3 separate regions of the Homo sapiens genome follow, and regions 2 and 3 are each linked to region 1. The links are chromatin loops, found by intact Hi-C in ENCODE. Cell type or tissue: B cell. All regions are shown on one strand.

Evidence for each region. Peaks named below come from ENCODE experiments on the same cell type or tissue, not always from the same donor. Only the 100,000 strongest peaks of a DNase experiment are listed, where the experiment ranks them.
Region 2: it touches region 1 in a loop (4-fold over the local background); 6 of 110 quality-filtered maps call a loop at or near these places.
Region 3: it touches region 1 in a loop (26-fold over the local background); 55 of 110 quality-filtered maps call a loop at or near these places.

Annotation. Positions count from the first base shown.
Region 1 is chr11:36,488,691-36,496,690 of GRCh38, forward strand. TRAF6 (TNF receptor associated factor 6) reads right to left here. Exons shown (of 7, transcript NM_004620.4): 5 at 6,286-6,357; 6 at 3,861-3,938; 7 at 1-1,960. The coding sequence ends at 1,148. Among named protein-coding and RNA genes, the nearest start is that of TRAF6, 18 kb to the right of the region's middle. In B cell, CTCF peaks have their summits at 4,200 (motif pointing left) and 4,411; a DNase peak (open chromatin) is centred at 4,231; H3K27ac peaks cover 1,650 bases.
Region 2 is chr11:36,373,322-36,381,321 of GRCh38, forward strand. All of the region lies in intron 1 of PRR5L (proline rich 5 like), which reads left to right. Among named protein-coding and RNA genes, the nearest start is that of PRR5L, 81 kb to the left of the region's middle. RefSeq lists an enhancer at 3,874-4,445 and a silencer at 4,039-4,188. In B cell, a CTCF peak has its summit at 4,138; DNase peaks (open chromatin) are centred at 3,620, 4,240, 4,940, 7,740 and 1 weaker place; H3K4me3 peaks cover 2,909 bases; H3K27me3 peaks cover 2,988 bases.
Region 3 is chr11:36,303,133-36,311,132 of GRCh38, forward strand. All of the region lies in intron 1 of PRR5L (proline rich 5 like), which reads left to right. Among named protein-coding and RNA genes, the nearest start is that of PRR5L, 11 kb to the left of the region's middle. In B cell, a CTCF peak has its summit at 3,955; a DNase peak (open chromatin) is centred at 3,939.

The sequences.
Region 1 (8,000 bases):
CCTGCAGTTGTTAGGCTACAGCAACATACTCAAGCTAAGTTGTGATACAACCACTGTGACTTCTAATCCTAGTTTGGTGACCTCCTAGGTATCTCCAATCATCTCCCAAGTTTTAAAAAATTCTGATTTTAGGAAATCAATTTTGTTCTTTTTAATCGAAATAAACCAGAGGGTATTCAAAAGAGCTGAAAACTTCTGGCTCACATAGCTTCTGTCACCACCAATGAGATGCCACATGCGCTGACTACTTGGGTCACTTTTAATTTTTATGTTGCTGATTGTATGTGTGCATCTCCTGTCTTGTAAGCATTAAACAAATGAAGACATATGCAGAGCTGTGAAATTCACTCTGCACTGAATAGACAAAAAGGGTTACATAGCATAACAATGAGCAGTTGGTATCCACGTGGTTCTCAGCATTATAAACTCTGGGGAAGATGCTACTTCGTAACCTCAAGGAAATAAGTAAGCAAGGCAGAAGGAACACTTAAACAAGTATTATTCAACAGACATGTTTACACTAAATAATTAAGGTTATATTTAGGGTTTAAACTCATCCCTGAATATCCTTAGTAACAACCTGGAGGAAAAACTGGGGTGAATGAGAACTTAAGTTTTCCAAGGATTATGGTTCAAATCCTCTGAAATCTATAACAGGTTAAAAAAATGAGAACTCAACTTTCTAGAGCAATAACTCTTCTCGAGGGCACTAGCACAAGGCGGTAGTGATTTTCACTTTTAATATATTACATATAATACTACAAAAAGACTGAAGTTTTAAGGAAAATCCATTATTATTAAAAGTTTAGTACTCTTGAGTCTGGACTTTCTGACAATAAAATACACCAGAGCAAAAGCCCAAGAAAGTACAACAAAGAGGTATACTAACTGGCAAAATAGCTGCTGCAACATGCCACAGGCACTTCAGGCCTAACATTTCTGAAAAAGCATGGAACGTGTGGATTCCCAGGAAAAAACTGCCTCAGATCATTTGTAACAGGAAGAAATAGTAAGTGACCTCTCTAACAACACTCACTAGTAGATATTACATATTTCCCGTGGCTTGTTTGTTTGCATGTTATTGAGAACAGGGCAAGGAAAGGCACTGTTTTCTCCAGGTAGTTGTTTTTGAGCAAGTGAGGGCAAGCTATACCCCTGCATCAGTACTTCGTGGCTGAAAACCCTCCCTCCGAAGGCTACCCATGTCAAAGCGGGTGGAGACCTCACAGCGCACTAATAATGTGTCATCCTTAATGAAAGTTCTTTGTCTTAGGGCTTCCAGATGCATAAAAGTTACATAGCCAAAACCTTTTGGGTTCCGTGGGATTGTGGGTCGCTGGAAAGCAAGCAGCTCTGGTTTGGCATCCATTATCTCTTCGTGGTTTTGCCTTACAGGTGCTTCAGACTGATCAAGAATTGTAAGGCGTATTGTACCCTGGAAGGGCCAAGGGAGGTGGCTGTCATATTCTCCTTGCATTGTGTGGACAAAAAGGGATATATAGTTTGCACAGCGCTGAGCAGTCGGTAACTGAAGGTGCAAGCGCATGCACAGTTTGTACCCGGGTTTGCCAGTGTAGAATCCAGGGCTATGAATCACAACAGGTTTCTCCTCTTCTTGACATTTCAAATGCATTCCAAAGTTGCCAATCTTCCAAATATAAATTCCATTGCACTGCTGTGCTTCGATTTCAGCAACTTTGTCCTCAAGGGTTCGAATGGTTCGTTTGAGCTCACTTACATACATACTCTGAGTTTCCATTTTAGCAGTCAGCTCCCGGATTTGATGGTCTTGTCTTACAAGGCGACCCTCTAACTGGTGAATAGTTTCCTGGAAATTCCGGACCTCTGAGATATACCCAGAGTCGGGTATAACGCTCAAACTATGAACAGCCTGGGCCAACATTCTCATGTGTGACTGGGTGTTCTCTTGTAGGTGGCGTGCCAAGTGATTCCTCTGCATCTAAAAATCAAGCACAAGCCTTAGGCTGGGAATAGATACCGTGAGGAGTAGGAAAAGGACCTGGCCAGGTCAAATAAGAAGTTTTCAAGTAGTCACACCACTTCCCTCAATTCTCTACAATTTTCCTTTGCCTTCAACAGATTCTTGATCCAATGAGGCGACTCTGCCTCTTAGTTCACTGAAAAACAGACTATCTGATGACTACTCTCCCAGCTTTCACTCACATAAATCTCCCTCCCACCTACAAAAAATGTATTTACACACATCCTTCTTTTCTAACTGAGATGCCTGTCCTCTCCAAGATTAACATTCTACCTGTGCTCTAAATGTTACCTGACCTGTTGCGACACCCCAGAGATTTTACTCAGTGATTTTTCTTCATCTTTAAACATCTCTTCCTCTAACACTTTCCTTTAGAATACAATTATTGAAGTCTTTCCCATCAAAAAAGGACAAACCTCTCTGAAGAGCTTTTGTCTCTCTCTAGTTAATATTAATACCATTTTTTTTAAAGTCAAGAATATAGTCTACCTGTATTGTCTGCAATTCCCAGTATACAAATCTATTGCAAATTGGAATTTCTCCTGGCACCATGCCATTCTAAGGTCATTAAGAACACCCTATTATACGAAAAACATTCATAATACAACAATTTTTATTATAAAAGGTCATATAGTCTTTAAAAAACCTAGAAAATATAGATGACCAAAAAGGGTGTTACCTAATATCTCACCTAACTTCCATTAACATTTTATTTCTTTCTTTTTCTCTAAGCACAATACAGAATTTTCCCACAAAATACAACCATACCATTTTGCTCATTTTATTTTTTAAATTATTAAATGTATGTTTGTTACACATAAGTCAGGGAAAAAAAAGTATAATGGAAAACCAAAAGTGTAACTGCACTCTCCAAAAAGAAAGACATATCATAAACAATGATCAATCTCAGACATTTGACACTACTGATCATGAATCTTGAAACTAATTTTGGAGACCATAATACTACTTTCTCTTTGCCTGGTTCATCTGTTTCTTATACTGTTTGTTCATGGCTCTTTTCCTTGGCATACTTCTCTTTCCTGTACATACGCCATATGATCTCAATCACAACTTCCATTATTACCACAAATCACTTTCCCAAATCAATACTCTGAGTCCTAATTTCTCTTTGGGGCTTAAGACAGCACATAATGCATGTCAGTCATCCCACCTGTTCCCTAGCTGGGTGAAGTCATTATCTGTAATTCAATACATTAAAACAGATTTTTTTTTTAAACTCTACCTCCAGTCAGTTCTTCCTGTGTTCACTCTTTTTTGCCGAATGGCCCTTCCATCTACCCAGTGACAAAGGCCAGAAACCAAGAGTCATTCTAGACGCCTCCCTCTCCTTCACTCATCACATTTATTTAGTCACACAGGCAGTAGATCTTCTCTCCTAAATATGTACTGGCTCCTAGGTCTATCTTGACGGTCATCGCCATAATTCAAGCTGTCTTCACTTAGGTATTCCAACAGCTCAGGTACTAGTACCCCCACCTCCACCTCAAATCATCTACATTGCTATTGGGTTGAACTAGCACAACACAAACTACTTGTAGTTCCTCAAATCACCATGCTCACTCTTTCTCACTGGTCTTCTCTCCTTTGTCTTCTTGGAAAACTATTTCACCTGTCAAGATTCAGCCCAAAGCATCATGTTTTGTCAAGTCTGTCTGAATGCTTTAGGCATTGCTAAGTATGCCTTTGCTTCTGCTCACAGCATCCATGAATAACTCTATTATATCACTTATTACACTGCTTTACAACTACATCTACATTCTTGTTGTTATTCTCCACTACATGATGTAAATATTTTTTTTTACTTATATTCAAGAATTAAAAGAAAAAAAAACCTTACCTTTTCATGGCAACCAAAAGTACTGAATGTGCATGGAATTGGGGCTGTAGGGCAGTCTAGATCATAATGATTAGGCATCTGAAATCCAAAACAAAGGCTGAAAAATCTCTTCCTTGCATATCATTTTCTAGTTTGATGCGATCACATTTAAACTGTATTGTCAATGGCTGCTTTGTACCACATTGGCAGTTGAATAGGTGCAGCATAAACCATCACCCACAAAAATTAAAAGAACATCTACTTTCAAAAGTTATAGAGAAAGGAAATATCAACATCTCATAATATCCCCTCCAATTATCCAAAATTCATTTCAAGAAAATGAATTTGTTCCTCTTGCTGGGAACTGGCACCCTCTAGTGGCACTTTACAGAAAAAACACCTAACAATAGCTACAAGTGCAAACTGGATTAAGACTCCCACTATGGTCTAGGCCATTTAATAGGAACCAGTCAACTGCATGCACTGAAGCCACTGACTACACCCATACTTGCCTCATGACCACCTCTCAAAAATCATCTTTGACCACCTTTCAACAATCTTCTTAACTTTTGTTAAGCTGGGCATATTTTAGCTACAATGGGGAGACTCAGATGTTAGAAGGTACTTTAAACACATTAATAGAAGCTCTAAAAAAAGTCTCAGTCCTGGATTTTGGGACTCTAAGACACATTCTCTAAGGTAAGATCCTTTATACTCAATCATATTTTTTCAAAGAGGTGCCAAATTCCCTTTAGAAATTTAATGTAGCTATAGTTGTAGATATTTCAAACAGGAAGTACCTGAGAGACCATTTATTATAATTCAATCCTTCATTTCTCAAGAGGGAACAGTGTAGAACAGGGGCCAATAAAATTTTTTGTAAAGGATCAGATAGTAAATATGGGCTGTACTGCCTCTGTCCTAAGTATTAAACTCTACCATTGTCATACAAAAGTAGCCATACACAAGACATACACACATGGGTATGACTGTCTTTCAATAAAACTTTATTTACAAAAACAGGTAGAGAGACAGATCTAGCTGGCAGGCCAGTTTGCTGATCCCAGATCTATTTAGAATGTCAACTTGTTAAAGATGAGAGGGCACAGTTAAAATCACAGTTTAAACCTAGGACTAAAACCCAGGTTTTCTGACTCTTAGCCTAGGGTTTTTTCTTGTATTTTCTTTTGCTGGGTTTTAATTTGTTGCATGGTTTCCTTTAAATGTTAAAAGACAGCAAAAAGGAAAACGAGTTAGGACTTCATAAGCAAAAGATGTTTAACACCTTCAAATTAAGGCTTTGTTGGAAAAATTAAGAGACTGTTAACAAACCAATGAAAAAGTTTTAAGGTTAACAAACTTGTCCAGTGACAGGTTTTGCTTGCTGCTTCTCAGTAAGGTATATCAATAATGATCTCTGGGTTTACAGATTTCATGGGTATATAAATATTTAATGGTTAATATTCATATTTTGTGGGTAAACTCCCCAAATGTCAGAAGATAGCAATCAGATGGAATTTTCCTTTCTCTACTAATAGTCAAAACAATCTTTGGGCTGGGCTTGGTGGCTCACACCTATAATTCTAGCACTGTGGGAGGCTAAAGCAGGTAGATTGCTTGAGCTCAGGAGTTCGAGACCAGTCTAGGCAATATAACAAGACCCCGTTTCTACAAAAAATCTAAAAAAATAAAAAATTAGCCGGGCATGGTGGTGCACGCCCGTAGTCCCAGCTCTTTGGGAGGCTGAGGTAGGAGGATCGCCTGAGCCAGGAATTTGAGGCTGCAGTGAGCCATGACTGTGTCAATGCACTCCAGCTTAGGCAACAGAGTGAGACTCTATCTCAAGAAACAAAAAAACCCCACCATATAATTTTCTATTACAATTACTACTTCTAATGATGCCCGGTCAGTGGCCTACAGGACAACTGAACAGAAGGGCTACAGGTCCTAAAAATCTGAAAACTTCCCTGTATGCCTCAGGGATTACAGCTACAAATATTATTCTCCTACTGAACAGAACTGCCTTCCTTTATTTCGCTGTTCCCTCTTATTCTTTCAGCCAATCTCTGGACACTTGAGATCCTCATTTCACAGTGTGTAAATATATATATATATATCTTAGTTTTTTCTTTCTTTAAATGGGGACCCTTACTTTTGATTATTTTTATCTTAAAATTGGTTTTGTTGGGAATTTTTATGAATATACAAAAGCACAGGTATTATGTTAATGACTTAGGAATTTTAAGTACTTAAAAAGGGCTGGATGTTTTGTTCTCCCTGAAAGTATTTATTACTTATATTAATTTATATAAAAAATTTTCACACAGCTCTAATACTTCTTCAATCTGTATTTCTTTGCCTTATTGATTTAAATTTTCAATTAAAAAACCTAATTCACTTCTTTAAGCTGTTTATGAAAATAATAATTTATGAAAATGAATAATACCTGTTCTCTGATGAGTATAGTATTGCAGTATTCACAGATGACATTTGCCAAAGGACAGTTCTGGTCATGGATCTGAATTTTATTAGAGAAATATAATTAAAGCATGAGAATATCTGAAAAAGTGAAAACAACTAATTTTGATAAAAAGCAATTTTTCACTATAAACAAATAAGGACATCAATTTGTACAAAGCAAAAGTGAGTGAAAGTGAGAGTAATATATAAAGGCTATTTTCTTTCTCTTTCCCAGTGTAATAATGAGATTCATTCAACTTTCCAGCTCTTTAAAAGAGCAGGGTAGTATATAAAAAATAATTTTTCAAATCCCTTCCTTTTATCCTGAGGTGGTACACCTGTATCTACTTTGGACATCATCTGCCGAGGCTATACTTCTCCAAAGGTAATCTTACAAAAATTTTCAGCAGCAGCATGACAATTTAATTAAAATTTCTTGTCAGTAGAGTTAAAGAACAAATCTTTTATTAGGACATGAGGATTTGGTGCTCAGTTTCTCATATGCCCCAGAAGGGTAAGCCTTATTTTCTAGAATATAATGACTTTAGTTGATGTGCTGAGAAATAATTAGCCTTCCAGGTTAAGTCAATCTAATTTACTAAAGTTTAGAAAGGAGTTGTCGGGCCGGGCGTGGTGGCTCATGTCTGTAATCCCAGCATTTTGGGAGGCAAAGAGGGCAGATCACCTGAGGTCAGGAGTTCGAGACCAGCCTGACCAACATGGAGAAACCCCATCTCTACTAAAAACACAAAATTAGCCGGGCATGGTGATGCATGCCTGTAATCCCAGCTACTTGGGAGGCTGAGGCAGGAGAATCGCTTGAACCCAGGAGGCAGAGGTTGTGGTGAGCCGAGATTGCGCCATTGCATTCCAGCCTGGGCAACAGGAGTGAAACTCCATCTCCAAAAAAATAAAGAAAAAAAGGAGTTGTCATTTTACTCTAATTATGACTGAGACTTCTCTACATTTATACCAAGTTAGCTAACTTTTTTTGAATATTTTATCAATGTAATGGATAAAATATGCTTGATCTCAAAGTGGGGAAAAACTGCCAACGTGAATTTATAAAAACTATAGTTTAAGGAAGTATCTAAGTAACAGAATAAAAACATAAATTATATGTAGGTTATTTTATAAAAGTATACATAGGATAGGGATCAAGGGCTTCGATTTCAGGGTTAGCTTTTTTTATTGGCAATATTAATACAAGTCTACTTAATCTATCTCAGTTTCTGAATATAAAAACTGTCCTATAATCATGATGCTGTTAGGCACTACCAAGTTTCTTTTTAAAAGATAAACTTTTGGCCTGGCATGATGGCTCGTGCCTGTAATCCCAGCACTTTGGGAGGCCAAGGCGGGCGGATTACCTGAGGTCGGGAGTTCGAGACCAGCCTGACCAACATGGAGAAACCTCGTCTCTACTAAAAATACAAAAATATTAGCCGGGCATGGTGGCACGTGCCTGTAATCCCAGCTACTCAGGAGGCTGAGGCAGGAGAATCGCTTGAACCCAGGAGGCTGAGGTTGTGGTGAGCTGAGATCATGCCATTGCACTCCAGCCTGGGCAACAAGAGTGAAACTCTGTCTCAAAAAAAGAAAAAAAAAAAAGGATAAACTTTTAAATTTAACATACAAAATGAGAAGTAAATACATTATATACGCTGCACGATAAAGTATCATCAAGAAAACATACTTTGT
Region 2 (8,000 bases), 120 kb before region 1:
AAGTCCCATTGACATTTAGGTAGAATTTTGGTTAGAATTTGGCTGGTGACAAGCATCATATATTGGCATTAATGGTCCTTAAGGAGAAGCTCTGATTTCCATGGAAATACTGACTACTTCTCCTCTTAAGAAAATTCTGGCTTGGCGTGGTGGCTGTGATCCCAGTGCTTTGGGAGGCTGAGGCAAAGGCTCAGTTGAGCCCAGAAATTTGAGGCTATGGTGAGCTATGATTAAGACACTGCAGTCCAGCCTAGGCGAGAGAGCAAGACTCTGTTTTAAAAAAAAAAAAAAAAGAAAGAAAAAATATCTGCTTACAAAATGAGAAACTCTTAGGGTTAGAAAAGAATTTAACCTCTTTAAACTTCCCTTTCAGTCCTTCAATACTTTTTTATGGCATGCTCGTATGTTGTGAATACTTCTCTTTACCAGGAAGTACGCTTCTCCCAGAGGAGACTCTTTCATCTTTAGACAGGCCTCATGATTAACCTTTTTTTTCTTATTGCACAATGCCCTGCCCACCATAGGCAATCAGTACAGCATACGCTAAATAAGTTCATTTCTATGTCATTTGCTGAGTACATACTATGTGCCAGACACTATTCTAGAAACTTGGGCAATATCAGTGAATTAAAAACATCAGATTTGTTTAACTGAACCGATCCCTTATAGAGCTGATGTTCTACCCTGAAAGTAGGAGGTGGTAAAAGACAGATAATAATTTTTTCCTCCTTCCTTCCTTCCTTCCTTCCTTCCTTCCTTCCTTCCTTCCTTCCTTCCTTCCTTCCTCTCTCTCTCTCTCTCTTTCTTTCTTTGTCTTGCTCTGTCTCCCAGGCTGGAGTGCAGTGCTCACTATATCCTCCACCTCCCAGGTTCAAGCAATTCTCTGCCTCAGTCTCCAGAGTACTTGGGATTACAGGCACCCGCCACCATGCCCGGCTAATTTTTGTATTTTTAGTAGAGATGGGGTTTCGCTATGTTGGCCAGGCTGGTCTTGAACTCCTGACCTCGTGATCTATCCGCCTCAGCCTCCCAAAGTGCTGGGATTACAGGCGTGAGCCACCACACCCGGCCAAAATTTTTTTCTTAAAGTAAACCATACAATGTGTTACAAGGTTATAGATGCTATTAAAAAAAAAAAGCAGAGTTGAATGAGGGAGACTGGGAGGGAGGGGCGAATTACAACTTTAAATAGGTGGAATAGGGTAGGTCTTATTGAAATAAAACTTGAAGGAGATTGAGAGAGTTAGCAATGTAGAATGGATGTTCCCAAACTGATCTCCCTGCAGCCGGGTAGAACTAGTTCCCTTTCCACTTCCCAGGCCCTAGGGATAATGATAGGAAAAATAATAGCTTAATATCCTTTGAATCCCAGCAGGGATTCTAAACACTTTTTCTGTATGAATTCACTAAATCCTCATAGCCACCCTAAGACAGAGCTACTACTTTTATCCCCATTTTCATATGAGTAAACTGAGGCACAGCAAAGTTAAGTAACTTGGCTAATAACCAGAGTATGGGAAGAAGAGGAGCTGCTGTGGAGACCTTGCCATTTTGGCTCCAGGCTTTGGCTCTTAATCCCTTAGACGAGCCTCTTTTAAGTCTCCTCCCTGCTCATTGTCCTCTCAGTTTCTTGCCAGGCACGGTGGCTTATGCCTATAATCCCAGCTCTTTGGGAGGCCGAGACATGTGGATCACTTGAGGTCAGGAGTTCTACACCAGCCTGGCCAACATGGTGAAACCCTATCTCTACTAAAAATACAATAATTAGCCGGGTATGGTGGTGCATGCCTGTAATCCCAGCTACTCGGGAGGCTGAAGCATGAGAATTCCTTGAACCCGGGGAGGTGGAGGTTGCAGGGAGCCGAGATCATGCCACTGCACTCCAGCCTGGATGACAGAGGGGAAACTGTCTCAAAAAAAAAAAAAAAGATTTTGTTTCCCAGGCATGTGTCCCATGCCCAGTCTCTTTCATTGTGTGTGATTCCTGGGATGAAATTTAAAGCCCTTCATCATTCTAGGGCTTCTGTTGAGGATCTTTTAGCTTTACCTAATATCGCAGGACAAATGAGACACCCAGAACTTCTTCAACCCGCTCTCATGCCCACAACCACCGTAACACATAGGTTTTGTAGGGTCGCAATGACCAAATCAAAAAATGAAAATGAGTCTTGCTCAGTTTTGAGATAAAAGGACATGCACATCTTTTTCTTCAGCAAATGTCACTGTGGTTTCAAAGCCTATGTGTGATGTGCGATCGGGCAGCATTTTTAAAGTATTTCCTGCTCAACCATAGGGTGAAATGATGCAGGTAGTGAGTCCTGCAAACAGCTGCACTAAATTCTTAACACCTGCAAAAAACAACAAGAACAACAACAAAACAAAACCCAACAGTTTTCAAAATAATTATGCATTATTTTTAATTTTTGGCTTGTTGATTTTCTGTGGTTTCAAACTCTGAAGGACCCTCTAATTCATGAAACCTGCAGTTAGAAAATGAGTTTGGGAGCTTTAAAAGAATTTGCAAACAAGGGAAAGATTTCACTTGCATTATATTTTCATCAATGCACTTAAAACAACTTCTGGAATCGCCAGAGTTCCAGGCTCCACTCCTCTCTTCAGCTCCGCCCTGCTCCTTTTTAAGTGAGCCCCAGAATCACCTCTTGGCTTGGCAGTTTCCCATTGCGGGGCAGCTGGGCCGGGGGCGGGGGTCGGCTGCAGATCTCCCGTTGTGTGAGAGAAACGCAAGCACGGAGCTCCCTTGACCTGCTGCATCCTCCTCGGCAATTTTTTTTTTTTAAGTCAAAAAGCTTGGATTTCCTGAAATTGTTGAACTGGATGTAAGTGCAGGGCCCCCCTCTCCGCTCTCCCCAGCAGGGTGAGAGTTGCTGAAGGGGAGGAGGAGTGAGATGGGGTGAAGTGAGTTGGGGGACATTGGAGAGACACTAAAGCTAGGTGCCCGGGACAGGAAAAGTGGGAGGAGAAGGAGGAAGAGGGGAGGAGGGGGAGAAGGGGGAGGAGGAGGAAGAGGAGGAGGAGGAGGAGGAGGAGGAGGAGGCGGCCGTAAGATGAGAGAGGAGGGAAACGTGTCACCAGCCCGGCTGTGGGAGCTCCGCGGCCGAAGCGTTTGTTGACTCGCGCTGGAGAGGAACCGAGGCTGGACGGGACCCCATCTGAGGGCAGAGCTGGGGGAGGAGGGAGGGACGGAGGGAGGGAGAGCTGGGCAGAGCGCGACGGGGAGAACCATCCAGGTCGCTCATTTCTCTCCGGTGAGAAAACTTCCTCGGGAAGACCGGAAACTTTTTCCTAGGCGCGCGGAGTCTGGGGCGGAGGCGAGCGGCGGGTGTGCGCGACTCGGGGTGATTCACGCCGGGGACCCCAAGGAGGTGAGTGGTGGGTGGGGGGCGTCTCTGGGAGGGGCCGGAGTCATAGGCTCAGCAACCGCGCAGGATTGAGCGAAAATTACCGCGCGCTAATCTGACGGGGCGCGGCGTGGCGGGGGTAGGAGCTAGGGAAAAGTGTCACGTTTGGGGGGGCAACCAGGTGGGAACTCCTGCATGGTTAAGGATCCTCCGATCGGACGCTGCAGGCAGGCGTAGGGGATCTTACTCGAGACCACCATGGTGGGGAGGTGGGCAGGCCACGCTCCCGGTCTGCTCTTTAGGGTGGTTGAAGTACCGCCGTGAGGTGGGATGCGGATGCTGGTGATCATGGGACCTAGGCTGAGCCGGGAGGTCGAAAAAGAAAGTCGGCTTGTTTGACTCTCTCGTTCTCCCTCTGGGGGGCAAATCTAAAGAGCTGACCCCGCTTAAGCACGGGAGATTTCGCGCCTGCAGCAGCCTTTTCCCGGCGGTCCCCCTTTTTCTGGAGGGAGGCGTGGGAGAGAAGGGCAGGGCAGGGAGCCACTTTGTCCCGTGCGCTGCTGCACGCGCGCGCTCTGCGGACTAGGGTGGGCCAGGGCCCAGCCAGTGGGGATCCCGCCGGGACGGGCTGTGAGCAAGCCCTGGGACGGCCCGGCTGCGGACCCCGCGCTGGGAGTCCGCAGTATCCCCCTTCCGTTTTATTTCTCCCGCCTGCCTTCCTTTCGGCGAGGCTTTCCTCTGCGCGCTTACTGTGCGCGCATGCCGGGCTCGCTGCACGCAGGGGGCGCTCTAGGGGCCCCGCCCGGGCAGCTGGGACCCTGCCTGCCCAACCCTCCGGCCCATTTTCCTTGAGGCCGCCGCCCGGGGTGGGACCAGGCTGTGTGCTTGCTAACTGTGCTTCAGGAATCCGCTCTGGGATGCCTTCCTGTCTGGCAAAAGGGGTTACCCCCAGTTCTACCCAGTCCCTGTCCTCGGTCACATGCTGCCGCCGCCTCTTCCCCCGCGGTGCCGGGAGCCCGCGTTTTGTTTGTCAGCAGTTAGGCGGTGAGTATTTATAGACGCCACGGCAGTCCTGCGGTGCGCAAGGTTTCAATTACTGCGATGCGCCCCACAAGACGAAAGGTTCACGCGCTGCGTCTGAGCTGCACGTCTGCCCCGGAGACCCGCGTGGAAAAAGCTCTGGGCTGGAATCTCCGGGCTTCCCTGCTTGGGCAGAATTCTGGACCTGTTGCCCAGACGACACGTGCACATTCAGATGACCCATGCTAAGGACCAAAGGGATGCCACCGGCCCAATGTACTGCCTTCATCCCCCACCATCCTCAAGGGACCCTTGCTGATCAAGCCCGGGAGACTACCCTTTTTGACCTCTCTTTGGTGATCCTGACCACCGTAGAAATTTGCAGTCATGACATTTCATTGCCCTACATACTGCAAAATGTCAAAGTGCTGAGCTGTGGTAAATTGCTCTGGGGTGGAAGGCGCTGTTACTGACAACACGAAGCAGCTAGCGGGTCAGGAGGGGAAATGGAGCTTGCAGAAACTAATTTAGCCACATTTAAAATTTAGCCCCTGGTAAGGTTCCCAGTATGACTGACGAAGGTGCAGGGCTCCTGTCTGTGGAACCTGGCTGGTTAGTCTTCTCTGGTTGCAGCCCTAGAATCAGGATCAAGGGTGCTGTTTAGAGCGGTTTCTGTAGCATGTAGCCTTTCAGATAAGGGAAGTGATGCTTGGTCAATCCACAAAGTTGTCTTCAGTTTTTCCAACTGCAACCATTGTTCTTTGAGTATGTTACTGATGCTTCTAACAACTGGAACCACTAATATGTAAAAGAAGAAAGGCACTAGAAATAAGAAAGTCTAACTAGCTTATTTCTCAAAGGCTTAGTTTAGACTACTTTGTTTCTCAAGGGTGGGACCTCATTTCTTTCAGGTCCAGAGGGCCATGGATATATATTTATTTCTGTGGGTGAAATTTCAATAATGTTCTGTCTTAGAACATTACAAATATGTGCCACTTGTTTTAAAAAGGGGAAAGGTGCAAATGCCTCTTGAGGTCTTAATGATGTCTTAAACTTTGCACTGAGAGACTTTGATAATATTATATACTCCTCATGCAAACAATGATATAGGTACTATTATATCCCTATCATATAGATGAGCCCACTGAGGCTTGGAGAATTTAAGTAATTTGTCTAAAGCCATACACACAGGGATGGAGCTGAGAATGGATTACAGATTTGTTACTCCAGACTCATAGTCTGGACATGTCTTTCCCTTCAATTCTCCATTGTTGATTAGCTCACGTTATAGTTGATTAGATGGATGGCTTTTTATTTATTTTCAAAATTTCACAGAATGTTACAAATTGGCTCAGTTATTGGGGAAAAAAGCCCTAATCTTGTCTTTAGAAAACTGTTATATTGGTTATCTGAAAATCTCTTGCTGATAGTCCAGACCTAAATCATAATCCTCACTTTGCTCCTTGACTTAATGTATCTTCAGCATTAAAGCCATTTATCTGTAGAAAATTGAATTCAGTAAGGACTTTGTGGATTACTTAATTTTTTCAGATTTCTCCATACTAATGATTTGTAGGTATGCATGTGTCTGTTTTCCTGTGGCTGTTCCTTTTGTACAAGGTAAAATATGCTGAAATCTCTCTTAAATTGCAGCCTTTTTCCTTTTCATTCTTTTTGCAGAGCTAGACCCAATACAGAATTGATTTGAAAAACAGTGTGTGAGTTCCTCTGAAAGATCCTTACAATGTCTAATGTTCATCATTAAAGGTTTGTTCTCAAGAGTTGCCTCTCTGTATGTAAAATGTAAATACATGTTAAAGGCAATGCTTGTAGAAATGACCCTTTGTTAACAAGTCAGTGTGAATTAATATTTTAGTTGCTGAAATATAGGAATAAAATATTTTGTGGATTTTGTACAGAATATTATGGGGTTTGGAATTGGGGAACAAAGAGAGCGGTACCCTGATAAGCAGAAAGCACTGTTTTACAAGAGAAGATTTCACATGGAGCCAAGGAGGGGGATGGATGGCAGTGATGGGGCATCAGAGGTGAATTTGAGTTAATTCACATTTTTGTCAGTACCTGGGGATCCAAGATTTACTTTGAAACTTGTACAGTTAAAACAAATGAGCTGACTTATTTATTGGGCAACTTCTGTGAGTCAGGTATAGCTATGGTAATGGTATTTGCGCCTCCCAACAACTCAGGTAGGAAGGTATTATTTTCTCTATTTTCAGATGAGAAAACAGAGGCTCAGAGAGGGTTGTTAATTTCCCAGTGTCACACAGCCATGAACTCAAGCGTCTTGCTCTTTTCAGTACATTTTGATATCTACCCTTGAAGGCCTTCCATGGAGAACCCAGGGTCCCAAGTTCTCAAGAAAATCCTAGTGGTTCACATGGAAGTTTCTGGATCAGAAGTCAAGGCCAGAGCTATTCAGGGACTCTAAAATGAGGAGACAGGAGGTGGGTGAACAATGAAGCCTGAAGGGATAGTCTGGATAATTCTGACAGTAGTGATGCCACAGAAGAAGGAAAGTCAGGCGCTGTGGATATTGTGAATATAGAGAATTACTAGCATTGGCCTGGGCGAGGATGGCTGTCGCATTGCAGAACACACTAGATGAGGTTCCCAGAAGGGAAGAGTGGTGAAGTGTCTCCACCTCCCTCCCGATGCCTTCTGCTGCCCGGTGTTGGCTTTATAGTCAATATAAATTAGGGAGCCTGTGGGACCTGTTTGCATTTTAATTAGACTTGGCCCTTTGAGGTTCCAGTCACTCAGTCTCCCTCTTTAAATATTCTTTTTTTATGCTTTGCCAGTTTATGGCCTTTGTAGATTAATCCTCGGATTTCATGTACGGGAGAGAGAAAGAGAGAAAAAAAGCAAAGGTTAGTGATTACCTAAATTGGATTAAGTTCTGTCTAGCAGCATTTAAAGAAATGCCTCTTGCTCCCTAATTACCATCAACTAAGAATTTAAACGGTCTATTAAATTTAAGCTGACTTTTTTAAAAAACTCCCTGAAATTTCCAGCTGTAACATATTCTGAGATTTTAGAGGTTTTTATATATTCTTCAAATGTGTAGAGGACATTCTCTGCTTTCCCCCCCTTTTAAAAAATATTGCATTTCTGGAGCAGGATAATAAATGACATCACTATATACTAACTTCGTTAAAAAGCAGAAGCTCACAGCTAGGCTCAGCTAGAAGGGTTTGTGGAGAGCAGTAGAAATCCATCTGACCGTGGCCTACGGGAAGACCTTGTAAACATCTACCCCCTCCAAACAACCTGTCATTAATTATTTGTTCAATTTATTTAGCATAGAATTATATGTTACATAAAATTATGTATTTACTCGTGTATTAAACTTGCAAAGCTTTCATTCTTCTTTTTCTCCCCTCAATTTTGAGGTGCGAATATGTTTCCCTCACCCACACATCAATATTCTGGTTTCACTTTAGCTGGTTACCAAATGCCGGCAACACTTCCACTTTACCGTTCTCTCCTTACATTACCTATTACAGAACTTTCTCCAACTTTGCTGGTTCTTTTTGACACAGGATGTGTCCTGTATTTTGTTGATGGCATCTTTGGCAGCAGTTGGGTTTCCAGCAAATACTA
Region 3 (8,000 bases), 190 kb before region 1:
CAAGACAGGAAGACAGCTTAGGAAGCAACCGTACACATCCAGACTCAAGGTGATGGTGACTTGAACTAAAACAATAACAGTGGTGATGGAGAGAAATAGATGTAATAGAAAGTTATTTTGGAGTGAAATCTATAGGACTTGGTACTTGAACAGTTGTGTCAGGGAAGTCAAAGACAATGCCCAATCCATACCCCACTGAACACCTAGCTCTGTGCCTTCTTGGCAGGAGAAAAGGGCTAGAGTAAGAGAATGTGGAGATACCTTGCTCATAAAAAAATCGAGAAGACATTATCAGAACCATAACATCCCCTTCAACTGTGAGGAGCAGACTGTTGTCCACCCAACCTACATATCTCTTTCCTGGCTTCCACTAATCCTCACTTTTGGTGCAACTTGCCATTTTCACTGTTTGAATTTTTTAATCTGCACCTGTTATAAAATAGAGATCATTCCTTTATCCTGACTTGACTGGAAAAACAGAGTCAAACCACAGCTCCTGGTCCCTTCCCTAATTGTCTCTCAACTCACTAACCTGCCATTAGCCTTGAGTGATGTGACGTATGCACCTGTCTGTGTTTCACAAGAAGCCCTTGATCCTTGGGCCTCTTCAGAGGGCTTAACTGGAATGAAAAATTAAACAAATATTGAAAAAACAATAGAACGAACAATACATGGTCATGTCCCTCTAATCCTTATTGATTTTTAAGATCTTCTCAGGCATGAAAACAAGATTCACTGCTAGCAACCCAACATTGGATTTCTGTTAACTGAAAGAGTGGCTTATTGATCAGGGTGGGATGTCCAGCAGGGCAGGAGCAGGCCTGTGTCTGCCCCACCAGCTAATCAACCCCAATTCAACCCTAAGAGGTGGAGCTCAGTTGGGTGAGAGCTGCACTCACTTGAAATGAGGGACACTGTGGCCCAGGAGGGTCCTCGCAGCATCCTCAGAAGAGACTGAGGCCATTCCTCAGTTATATACCAACTCTCTGGGGACCTCATCTTTTTCTTGCTAAAGGCCTCAAGAATTCCTCATTATTTTTTTCTGTGTCAAAAATAATATAACTACTACATGAATTCATGTGTAGAGGACATGGATCTGCAGAATAAAATGGGTTCATCTACATATGTTCCTGCCTTTCATTCCTCTGTCTCAAGGAATTGTTCATTTAACAACAGATTCAGCTGTTATTCTATGCTGTTTGAAGGTTGGCAATACAGCCATTCACCATATACCAAATGGCAAAAATCCCTGCTCTCATGGAGCTTTTATTTTAGGGGATATTGTGAACAGTTTGGTGAGGAGCCTTCCAATCCATATATGTATTAATACAAACAGGTTTGTGCTGTACATATGATTCTGTGGCTGGCTTTTTTCACTAACAACATGTCTTGGAGCTCATTCTGTGTCAGCATGAATGGTCCTTCCTCATTCTTTGATAGTTGCATAATGGTTCTCTGCAGGGATAAACCCCTGCTAGTAAACATACAGTTATAATTTTTGTTTTCACAAATAGTGTTGCAGCGAACTTCCTTCTGCATGTACTGTTGTACACACACAATTTTGGACACTTACTAAGCCATGATATATAAATTAATTACCCTCTCTGTGCCTCAGTTTCCTCATCTGTACATTGAAAGTCATGGTAATAATCTCCCTCTAGCCATCAGGGAAAAGCAAATGAAAACCATGATGAGACGCACTTTACACTCACTGGGATGGATATAATTTTTAAAAATAGATGACAAGTGTGGGAGAAGATGTGGAGAAATTGGAATCCTCATGTGCTGCTGGTGGGAATATAAAATGATGCAGCTGCTTTGCAAACAGTCTGTGCATTCCCCAAAAGGTTAACACAGAGTTACAATTTAACCCAGCAATTCCACTCATAGGTATATACTCAAGAGAAATAAAAACACATGTTGCCACAAAAATTCGTTTAGAAATGTTCATAGCAGCATTATTCATAATAGCCAAAAGGTGGAAACAACCCAACTGTTCATCAACTAATGAAGAGATAAATAAAATTTGGCATATTCACACACAGGAATATTATGTCACATTAAAAAGATATGAAGTACTGATACAGGATCCAACATGGATGACCTTTGAAACACTATGCTAAGTGCAAGAAGTCAGTCATAAAAAGCTACATATTATATGATTCCATTTATATGAAAGGTCCAGAATTGCCAAATGTATAATGACAGAAAGTAGATAAGTGGTTTTTAGGGGCTGGGGTTGAGTGGGAAGGGAGGAAATGGAGAGTGACTGTTAATGGGTATGAAGTTTCCTTTTTGGGGTGATAAAAGTGTTCTAAAATTTGCTGTGGTGATGGTTGTACCTATCTGTGAATATACTAAAAGCCATTGAATTGTATACTTTAAATGGTTGAATTGTATGGTAGGTTCTATGGTCTGAATATTTACGTCCCCCTGAAATTCATCTTTTGAAACCGAATTACTAATGTGATGACGTTTTGGAAGTGATTAGGTCATAAGGGTGGGGCCCTCCTGAATGAGATTTTTGCCATTACTGAAAAGGCTGGAGAGAGACCCTTCACCCCTTCCATCGTGAGGATACAGCAAGAAGGCACCGTCTATAAACCAGAAAGTGGGCCCTCAATAGACACTGAATCTGCCGGTGCTTTGATCTAGGACTTCCCAGCCTCCAAAACTGTAAGAAACAAATTTCTGTTGTTGATAAGCCATTCAGTTTATGGCGTTTTGTTATAGCAGTTTAAATGGACTGAGTTAGTATATGAATTATATTTCAATAAAGCTGTTATTAAGTAAAGTAAGGTTGCTGTGAGGACTGACTGAATTACATAAGATGTGTATAAAGGTGCTGGCACTTTGTCTTTTTGGGCCTAGCTTATGTCACTTAGCCAGGAATCTCCTTTCAAATGACAGGATCTCATTCTTTTTTATGGCTGAATAGTACTCCATTATGTATATGTACCATATTTTCTTTTTTTAATTATTACACTTTAAGTTCTAGGGTACATGTGCACAACGCGCAGGTTTGATACATAGGTATACATGTGCCATGTTGCTTTGCTGCACCCATCAACTCATCATTTACATTAGGTATTTCTCCTATCCCTCCCCCAGCCCCCCATCCTGGTGTGTGATGTTCCCTGCCCTGTGTCCAAGTGATCTCATTGTTCAATTCCCACCTATTGTTCAAAACCCACATGTGGTGTTTGGTTTTCTGTCCTTGTGATAGTTTGCTGAGCATGATGGTTTCCGGCTTCATCTATGTCCCTGCAAAGGACATGAACTCATCCTTTTTTATGGCTGCATAGTATTTCATGGTGTATATATGCCACATTTTCTTAATCCAGTCTGTCATTGATGGACATTTGGGTTGGTCCCAAGTCTTTGCTTTGTGAGTAGTGGGTGCTGGCACTTTGAATCTATGTACCTACTACCTTCGTTGTTGCTTCCAGGGGATGGATTTCTAGAAGCGGAATTGCTGAGTGAAAGGGGAGGTGCATTATTATTATTTTTTAATGATCTTGCAAAGTTGCCTTCTAATAAAGGCTTTACCAATGCACCCTCCAAGAAGCAGTGCATGAGGATACCAGTTTTTTCCTGTTTCCTTTTCCTTTTCATAGCAACCACCACCAAAAAAGTCTGAAAGAATACACACAAGTGTTCATAGTGATTTCATTGGGTAATGGGATCAGGTGTCAACTTCCTCTTCCTTTTCCTGTATTGTTTATCTCTATTTTCTCATAGTGCTAAAAAAAAGAACATGTAATAGTTGTATAATGTTTAAAAAATAAAAGCACCCCCCACATCTCTTCTCCTTGAGGCTCCTACCCATTCACAGGGTTGGTAGTGATGACTACAAAAGACCCTGATTGCCACACCCTAAAAAGGACAGGAGCCCTTCCCATTGTGATGGTTTTTGTTGTAAATTTCTAGAAGAAACGGCCAGGGGGCGACAAATCTAAACATGAAGGAAGTGCAGAAACTGCAGTTATTTCCCCAGAACTGTACTTTCTTGCTAGAAGGCACCAAAAAGCCCTGTAATAAAATCATGCTGTGAGATATTTCCCCCTTCCCAGCTACTAGACACAACAAGTTTGCAAATGCTTCATATGCCTTGTCATTCACTCCTCACAATTCCATGACAGAGGTACTGGCGCAAAAATGAAGTTAAGGAAATTAAGCAGCTTACTCAAAGGCAGACTGCTAGGAAGTGGCAGAGGTAGATACTGTTAAGACGCTTTCAACTTCAAGTCAAGAGTCATCAACAAGGATATTTTATTATCTCATTTAAAAATGAGGACATAGGGCAAGCTTCAGGGGAGGTTGATTCAGCAGCTCAGCAATGTCCTCAGGGTGCCTCTTCTTTCCACCTCTCTGCTCTGCCATCTTCCTGTTGCCTACATCCTCAGGCAGAAATAGGGCACTAGCAATGACATCTAGAATAGCAGAAGGCCAAGCCAATGCACCCTCCCAGAAGTAGTGCATGAGGATACCAGTTTTTCCCCTTTCCTTTCCTTCTGAAAGCAGCCACCAACAAAAAAATCTGAAAGAATACGCACAAATGTTCGCAGTGATTTCTGTGGGCGATGGGATCAGGTGTGAACTTCTTCTTCCTTTTCTTGTATTGCTTATCTCTATTTTCTCACAGTGCTAAAAAAGAACATGTAATAATTGTGTAATGTTGAAAAAATAAAAGTACTCCCCACATTTCCCTTTGCTACGTCCAGGGGAAGAAGAGAGGGACAGTTTATTCCTAGAGTTTTCTCCTTGGAATGATGAAATTTTTCTTGAAATCTCTTTCTTTTTTCCAGCAAACTTTCCCCCACAGGCACACTGTATGTCTCACTGGCCCAATCTAGGTCACTTACCTACTTGGGAACCAATCATTGGCAAGGTGAATGGAATTCCCTCTCAGTCTGTCCCTGGGGTTTGTGCTGGAGGTGGGTCATTGTCCCCTGAGGGGGAACATTTCCTGAGAAAAATTGGGATTTTATTAGGAAGAAAGAGGGGAAATGGATGTTGTAGAGTTGAAAGGAAGAACCAATGTATCCAGCATTGGTAGAGACTCAAACATGCAATTGTGAAACTCAGTAGCCTGTTTATAGCTGCTGTGCCATTCTGTGTCTTTGCCAAGACTTCCATTGCTAGAAATTGATTATTGAGGATGGAGAATATAAGTCGTCCACATCTGCTCTTTCTCTCTATCTTCAGGCCCCAATCCTCAAAGAAAGGGGATTTGAAAGTTTGGTTTGAGGCAGGTTTTTAGAAGTGAAGTAGTTGATTTTTGAAATGCCATGGTCTCCACTAGATAATTTCTACCTTGCTGTCTCTAGCCTGGAAGAGTGCCATTACACATTCCCCCTGGGTGTCTCAGGAAAGGTCACTTTGGGATGGTCTCCTCCTCGCAGCTTATGGGACTAACTTGATTAATAGTATTGCATTTTAGATTTAGAGGACTTTGGAAAGACCTGCTTGACCTCCCTTCGTGGGAATCACAATTTTAGCTGATGTGATAGATTGAGGTATTGTTCAGTAAATCTTCACTCATTTCCCTTCCACCTTGGGACACAGTACACTTCCTGAGTCACTGACTCTGGGCTTGGGCATTGACTTGTTCTGGTCAATGGAATGTGATCAGATATGACTCTATCAGAGGCTTTAAATAATGCTTGCACTGTTTGGCTTGGCCTTCTGCTATTCTGACAGCCAACAGAAGAGCATAACTTGGGTAGCCACTGCCCTTTCTCCCTGTGCTCCAGAATTAGTCACATGGAACAGACACAAACCTGAACTAAGGCAGAATTGCCCTAGTCAACCTGCAGATCTGTAAGTGAGAAAAAGAAAGGCTTATTTTCCTCAGTCACAAAGTTTTTATTTTGCAGCAGTATTGCAGCAATAGTAGACGGATACAGGTGAAATTTGAGGGCATTCAGCAAAGTGTATGGAGAGTGTAGACAAATTAGATAAGCTGTGAGAATATGTCTCATCGAAGCAGCTCCTGGAATAACAAGTGTTAAGTATGGCTCAGGGAGGGAAAGACTTGGAGTTGTTTTGGTGAGTTTCTTGGAGCAGCCTAAATTCTAAGAACTTTCTATAAACTGTTTTCTGACCTATTCTCACCAAAACAAGCATCAACGCCAAGAAATTACTAAACCATGTGTTTCATCATCAATACGCAAATGTAGAATAATGTAGAAGAAAGAGCACTAGACATGGTGAGGTTTTGGACCACAGCTGTGTACTAGTTTAGCTCACGTCTAGTCTGTGGCTTCAGGCATGTCATTTAATTTCTCTCAACTTTACTTTCCTCACCTGCAAGTTAATGGTAGTTTTAAGAATAAAATTATCAGGCATATCTATGGTTTTCAAACTGTACATTTAGTGATGGGATTTTCTTCAAAGAAAATCAACAGGTAAACCTGAGAACTGAATATCACAGTCAGTTTAAACATTCCTTATTTGGAACCAAGTCTTTTACTGTTGGTGGTAGTGAGCATGATGGTGGTGGTGGTAGTGGGGATGATGATGGTGGTGGTGGTATATGATTTCAAAGTCTCCAAAAATGTTTCCTTGTCTTCTCTTTCTTCCAGATCCCTCTCACTGGCTGTGATCTGAAAGCCACAATTAAAGATTTTGTATGTGTGTTTTGGCACACTTCTCAGATTAAAGGGATGAAGAGACTCATCCATACTCAACAAGTCCACCATAATGACAACACAGTCACTTTTACAGTTCTATGATGTCTCAAAGTGTCTGTACATCACCCATGATTATCCCGTTAGTTATGTGGCAATTCTTTGACTCCATGTCAAAGAATGACTCCATCATCCCCACTACCACCACCACCATCATCCCCACTACGACCACCACCATCACTATTAGAGCAGAACAATTTACCATCCTGACCTGGAAGCCTGTTGTGTCCTCTCAAAAGAACACATCATCATTCCGTGGCTTGACATAATGCTGGGCTTCTTTACTCATATGTGCTACAAATGGTACCCCAATTTACTCTGTCCCCAAGGGTATTCTCGGTTCACAACTCTGTCTGACAGTGAATAACAATAAGTACGATCAGTTGTTGCAAAAATAGATTTTACCGTTAGATCAAAACTTGGCAGCAAGCGCATCAAGAACTCCCGTGTGTCCAGCCCACTGCTTTAGAACTACTGCCTTAAGTATATTTCCACTTTGAAACTCACTCCCCTGATCCTTAGGAGCTGTTTACACTTTAATAAGAATGAGCCCATTAGAGTCCACCCAGAGAGCATTTAATAGGGGCGAAGTAGAGCCTCTTAGTTTGAATTCACTCAGGAGCAGACCCTGAGACAAGGATACAAATGCAAGTAATTTATTTGGAAGGTTACTGTTACACAAGTAAGGAAGTTAGGTGGGCAAGGGAAAGTAGCCAATAAAAGATGAATTGTCAAGAAAATTACCCATGTGGGTGACTGAAGCTAAATCCTACCAGGGGACTCCCAGAACCAGCATGGAACATGCACCCAAGAGTTCTCCCACACAAGAGGAAAAGGACTTGCAATATTTATACAGCAACTTCCTTAGTCACTGGTTAAGAATGTTCTCAGGGGCTGGGTGTGGTGGCTCACGCCTGTAATCGCAGCACTTTGGGGGGCCGAGGTGGGCAGATTACAAGGTCAGAAGATTGAGACCATCCTGGCGAACATGGTGAAACCCCGTCTCTACTAAAAATACAAAAATTAGCTTGGCATGGTGGCGTGTGCCTGTAATCCCAGCTACTCGGGAGGCCAAGGCAAGAGAATCGCTTGAACCAGGGAGTCAGAGGTTGCAGTGAGCCGAGATTATGCCACTGCACTCTGCCTGGTGACAGAGTGAGACTCCGTCTCCAAAAAAAAAAAAAAAAAAAAAGAATGTTCCCAGGAATATCAGTCCTGAATTTTCTGGCCTTCCATGTGCATGAGCATAATGCACCCCATAGCATCAATTACAGGGAGAATGGGAGGAAGGAAGAGCTTGAGAATGCA